Linked DNA regions of Homo sapiens: region 1 is linked to region 2. A link is an interaction called in ENCODE POLR2A ChIA-PET data of the cell type or tissue named here. Cell type or tissue: GM12878. All regions are shown on one strand. Each heading gives the region's core, and the rest is flanking DNA. Links, peaks and the distances in the headings are about the cores only.

Region 1 (2,912 bases), core at 281-2,780, 210 kb after region 2:
TCAGCCTCCCAAAGTGCTGGGATTACAGGCGTGAGCCACAGCACCCAGCAAAAGCATTTACTTACCATCCTTCCTGGGGCCTTTCAGGGACCCTTGAGGGATGGGCAGGGGTTGGGGGGCCCGTGGAACTTCTTCTAGGATGAGGTGACCTCGTGGACCCCTGGTTCCGGCTCTCCTTCCCCAAATCACCCAGTGAGGAATATGACACCAGCCCAGGGAGCAGAAAAGCCTCCTTCACCTTCCCCAGAGAAGCGAGGCTCCCCTGGGTCTCACGGTGGAAACCATCTCTGTATTTGCTGGCTTGACTCTAACAGGAAGAATTCCTGAGACACGGTGTCGCTGGCTGCTTGCTACCTCCCAGGTGACTGCTGAGGGGAGGCAGAGTTTAACCTGATGCCAGCTAAGAGTAATTTCCCCCAAAAGGGTCTTCCATTTTGAGATGAGGAGGATGTGAGGTGTGCCTGGGGCCACACATGCCAGGGACCTTCGTGACAATGTCCTGGACACCATCGCCAGGTGATGGGCATCGGCTTGTGTGAGCCCCGTGGCCACCAGTCCCCTTGCCGGGTGGCTGTTTTCTGCCATCGTGGTCTGGGTTACCACTGATATGCAAGCAGTATCCTCCTCGCCCCTGTGTTTCTAGCATCAACTCTGATTTCTCAGCAAATGACAGAGAATAGACAAGAAAGAGCAAGAAAGATCTCCCAGGACAGTGCTCAGGCTTGGCGAGGGGCCGTTCTCATGGTGGGGCAGACACAAAAGTAGAACGAGGGCTCCCAGTGGCCCTGTCTCTGCAGGGACACAGGAGGAGACGGGAGTCCGGCGGTGACCACAGGGAAGTGATGTCTCAGGGCCGCCACCGCTAGATCTGGGGTTCCAGATCTAGAAACACAGCTACAGCTGGTTTAACAGGGGTCTTCAGGAAGACGCCAGAGCCTCAAAACCAGTGTCACCACACGCCGACCCGGGACAGGGCCCCCTTCTTCCTGCCTCAGCTGCCAATGATGGGCTACGCTTACTTCTCAGCTCCTGAAATGAATTTATCCCAGCTCCAGATCAGTGTCTGTTTCCCTGTTCCTTCCTTTCACTGCCATTAGGCCTGTTTTTAGTTTGAATTCTCCTGTTTCGTGGATCTCACCACACAAACCACCTCAACGCTTCATTTTGTGAGTTTTGTATTTTTTTTCGACGCCCTCAGGACAGAAATCCTGAATAACTATGTGATCAGAAAGTTGCGTGAAAGTAACGAAGGCAAGCCACAAGTGATAGAAGTCTGACACCGTGACCGCCAACAGATGGGCCACAGAGAGACTGTCCGTGAACTTGGAAACTGATTGCAAGTGCAAATGCTCCACAGAAATTATGCAATCAGGCCGGGCGCGGTGGCTCACACCTGTAATCCCAGCACTTTGGGAGGCCGAGGCAGGTGGATTACTTGAGGTCAGGAGTTCAAGACCAGCCTGGCCAACATGGTGAAACCCTGTCTCTACTAAAAATACAAAAATTAGCTGGGCGTGATGGCGGGCATCTGTAATCCCAGCTACTCAGGAGGCTGAGGTGGGAGAATCACTTCATCCTGGGAGGTGGAGGTTGCAGTGAGCCAAAATCATACCGCTGCACTCCAGCCTGGGCAACAGGGTGAGACTCTGTATCAAAAAAAAAAAAAGAAAAGAAAAGAAAAAGAAAGAAATTATGCAATCAGAAATTGAAATCATCAACAGCTAGATCCCTTCTTTTGTGAACCATCACCCTGTGATGAGATGGTATCCGCTCTGAACGGCTAAATGCCTGCTTGAGACCATGTAGGCTCCCGGGGACACCTTGTAACCAGATGCCCGGGACTTCCCCAGCGCTGGCCGTTCCAGAACACTTCAGAGCCAGTGTTACAAGTCAGGGTGGTGAGGCCACCTCCTTGGCTGCCACCAGAACAGCTTCTCCACTAGGCTAAGAAATAGGTTTTCTAGCCCAAGAGACCAGGAGAAATATCTCCAAATACATCTTATTCCAGGCAGAGTCTTAGATATTTTCTGCCCAAGAGTTGAACTGACCAGCAAGGGAGGCGTAAGCTCTTCAGTGATTTGACGTGATCATCAGAAACACTTGGCATGACACATCTGGAAATAAACTGGGAAAAATCTTTTTTGTTGAAGAGGACATTTTTCTGTAGTCTTAATAGTTGATTAGGTCGGATGCAGTGGCTCACACCTGTAATCCCAGCTCTTTGGGAGGCCAAGGCATGGATCACCTGAGGTCAGGAGTTCAAGACCAGCCTGGCCAGCGTGGCAAAACCCCGTCTCTACAAAAAATATAAAAATGAGTCGGTTGTGGCATTGTGTGTCTGTAATCCTAGCTACTCGGGAGGCTGAGGCAGGAGAATCGCTTGAACCCGGGAGGCGGAGGTTGCAGTTAACTGAGATTGCACCACTGCACTCCAGCCTGGGTGACAGAATGAGATTCCATCTCAGGAAATTAAAAAAAAAAAAAAAACCAGTTGATTAATTAGCATGAACCAGAAATCACCTCTACAGTCCTGGACATACAGGTCACCTTGCCACCTTCCTGATGGCTGGTTCTAGATTCAGTGTGGACGAGAGATAGTGACAGAGGTGACCTGCTTGGGCCTAGACACACCCACCCAGGCACCACATGAATTCAACTGAATGTAATTCCAAGAGCTCCTGGAGAGGCAAGGCAGGCGGCCACCAGCACCGCCCTGGGCGGACGGAACTGCCATTAGAAATATCCTAAATTGGCTGGGCGCGGTGGCTCATGCCTGTAATCCCAGCACTTTGGGAGGCCGAGGCAGGCAGATCATCTGAGGTCAGGAGTTCGATACCAGCCTGGCCAACATGTGAAACCCCATCTCTACTCAAAACACAAAAATTAGCCAGGCATGGTGGGCACCTGTAATT
Region 2 (2,912 bases), core at 281-2,780:
GAGAATCATTTGAACCTGGGAGGTGGAGGTTGCAGTGAGCTGAGATCACGCCACTGCACTCCAGCCTGGGCAACAGAGTGAGATTCCATCTCTTAAAAAATAAAATAATTTAAAAAAAACAAGAGAATGTTACTTTTTAATTTGAAAACAATAAGAAAATGTCCAAGTCTGCAAAATAGAGTCTTTTTGAAAGACTCTTCGTACTTATTAATTTATTCACCAGACATCTTTAAACGGAAACAGTGGTTAAGTGTGAGAGTTTGGAAGTCCCACAGATCAGAACCCCAGCTGCCGTTTACTCACTGCAGTCCCTGGGCAAGTAATTCAGTCATCTGAGTTTCCTTGTCCCTACCCGTGTAATGGGGGATCTCTGGTACCCATCTCATGGAGCTGCTAAAGTGATTAAATGAGACAAAAGTATGCGAGCCCTTTGCTGGAACATGTTTCTGGAATACTTGCTGTTATTAGTGGAAATATTGCCACCGTGCCATGTGCCAGACTCCGTGTGAAGTGTGCAGAGTGCTAGGTGGGTAAAAATAGCCCCCCTCCTTCTAGAACCTCCAACCCAAAGGTGGGAAGGGGCACACAGGTAACAGAAATGACAGCGTTGACATCTGGTGTGTGCTGTGTAAGTCATGTCATCTGTGCTGAACCCTGGGGCTCAGGAGAGACGTAGTGGGGCTGTCGTGGGAACTGGGCCCTACTTGGGAGCCAGGATGTGGGCCCGGCCTGAAGCTGCAGCAGCAGCAGCAGCAGCAAGATGTGAGAATATTTAGGAGATGGAACTTGGTTCAGTGGGAGGAGTAACCCAAAAGGACTCTAGGGTGGTCCTGAGATTTTCTTTTCTTTTTTTTTTTTTTTTTTTGAGGCGGAGTCTCACTCTGTTGCTCAGACTTGAGTGCAGTGACACAGTCTCAGCTCACTGCACCCTCCACCTCCCAGGTTCAAGTGATTCTTCTTCCTCGGCCCCTCAAGTAGCTGAGATTACAGGTGCGCACCACCATGCCTGGCTAATTTTGTATTTTCAGTAGAGACGGGGTTTCACCATGTTGGCCAGGCTGGTCTCAAACTCCTGGGCTTAAGCAGTCTGCCCACTTCAGCCTCCCAAAGTGCTGGGATTACAGGCATGAGCCACTGGCCAGTCCTGAAGTTTTCACAGAAGCATGAAAACACAGAGAGAATTCCTTTTCTGTCATAAGGAGATGATGCCCTTTTTTTTTTTTTTTTTTTTTTTTTTTTAAGAGACAGTATTGCCCTGTCGCCCAAGCTGGACTCCAGTGGTACAGTCGTGGCTCACTGCAGCCTCGACCTCCCTGGCTTAAGCAATCCTCCCACCTCAGCCCTCCTAAGTAGCTAGGACTACAGGCTCATGCCAGCCACCATGTCTGGCTAATTTTTAAATTTTTTATAGAGACACGGTCTGGCAGTGTTGCCTAAGCTGGTCTCAAATTCCTGGGCTTAAGTGATCCGCCCACTTCGGCCTCCCAAAGGATTACAGGTGTGAGCAACCACGCCCAGCCTGGATGATTGGATGGTGCCTATAGATTCAGGAAAAACAGACTTTTCCCCCAGAATGTTTTCCTTACCTAGCTCTATGTGTGTGCAGTGTGTGTGTGTGTGTGTGTGTGTGTGTGTGTGTGTGCAAGAGAGCGTGGCTAAGACAAGGGTATTCACCTGGCATCCTCATTCCCAAGTTGCCAATACTCCTCTCCCCTTTTTTCTTAACTCACCACCTGGGAAGTTTTCCTATTTCTCTCCCTCCTATCCCAGATAAGAAGAATTGCCTTCTTTCCTCCCAGCTGATTTGCTTTTCTCGTCATTATATGGCAAACCAGGCTGCACTCCCCTCCTAAGGCAGGCGGTGGTTCTCTTTGGGCTCTGAGTCCTCAGTGTTCTGCCTCTTCGGGTGCCAACCAGGAAAGCCGCCTTCCGCTTTTAGAGCAACGTGAAGAAATCATGGCAGCCCACGTAAGATCTCTCATTATTTCTGTTGAAACTGATTCTATCGAGGGTGGAGTGCATTGCCTTTAATTTCTTTGTTTGCGTGTATTTTTTTTCCCCTCTCTCTCACAAGAAGTATATTCTTTTCTTTCCTGTTTGTTCCTGCTCGATTTGGGGAGGCTGCTGTTTCCACTGCCTAATTAATGGGAAGGTGTTCTGCGGAGGATTTCACCGCGTACATATTCTCTGTTTGGACATGGTACAACCTGTGGACCCTTTTAAACATAGTTACATGTTTGACTCTTTATAGGGTAATAACTCGATTAATTTTGCAAGGCTTTTTAGAATACCATTGTTCTCTTGAAAAGAACAGGTTTGCTGTTTTAACAAGACTTTAATGCCATCGAGATGCCTCACATTGGCACGGTTGCGTAAGAATCGCACGGTCCCATGAAATGAAATTGAGAGAGCTTTTTCCGGCGCCTGGTTGGTTGGGGCGGCCTCCGTTCGGTGCTTTTTTCATCCTCGACCCAGTGACCAACTGTGTTTGCCCTGATGTTTCTTTCAATTCCACCATTCCGAAATGTCTCCGGAATCTGTCGTTTTAGCTTTTGCAGCAAGGTTCGTTGTGTTTGTCTTGCCCGCTTCAGGTTTCTCTAATGAGATTCACGTGTAAAGGAGGATTGGCAATTAATCGGATGACTGATTAATTGTGAGATTCTTATTCTTACCAAGGAATGCTATGGAAGTCCTGGCTTCAGATAAAATTCTCAATGAGGGCCAGTTGCAGTGGCTCACGCCTGTAAGCCCAGCACTTGAGGAGGCCGAGGTGGGAGGATCACTTGAGCTCAGGAGTCTGAGACCAGCCTGGGCAATATGACAAGACCCCATCTCTGCCCAAAAAGAAAAAATTAGCTGGGCATGGTGGCACACACTTGTGATCCCAGATACAGCTACTTCGGAGGCTGAGG

What was found. ChIA-PET counts read pairs that join two places held together with the same protein. Peaks named below come from ENCODE experiments on the same cell type or tissue, not always from the same donor. Only the 100,000 strongest peaks of a DNase experiment are listed, where the experiment ranks them.
Region 1: POLR2A ChIA-PET joins it to region 2 with 9 read pairs; 5 of 35 experiments call an interaction of 5 or more read pairs at or near these places.

Annotation. Positions count from the first base shown.
Region 1 is chr7:102,165,615-102,168,526 of GRCh38, forward strand. All of the region lies in intron 9 of CUX1 (cut like homeobox 1), which reads left to right. Among named protein-coding and RNA genes, the nearest start is that of SH2B2, 120 kb to the right of the region's middle. In GM12878, for the core only: no CTCF peak of the experiment used is centred there; no DNase peak of the experiment used is centred there.
Region 2 is chr7:101,957,634-101,960,545 of GRCh38, forward strand. The region is part of intron 2 of CUX1 (cut like homeobox 1); the gene reads left to right. Among named protein-coding and RNA genes, the nearest start is that of CUX1, 140 kb to the left of the region's middle. In GM12878, for the core only: no CTCF peak of the experiment used is centred there; no DNase peak of the experiment used is centred there; H3K27ac peaks cover 438 bases.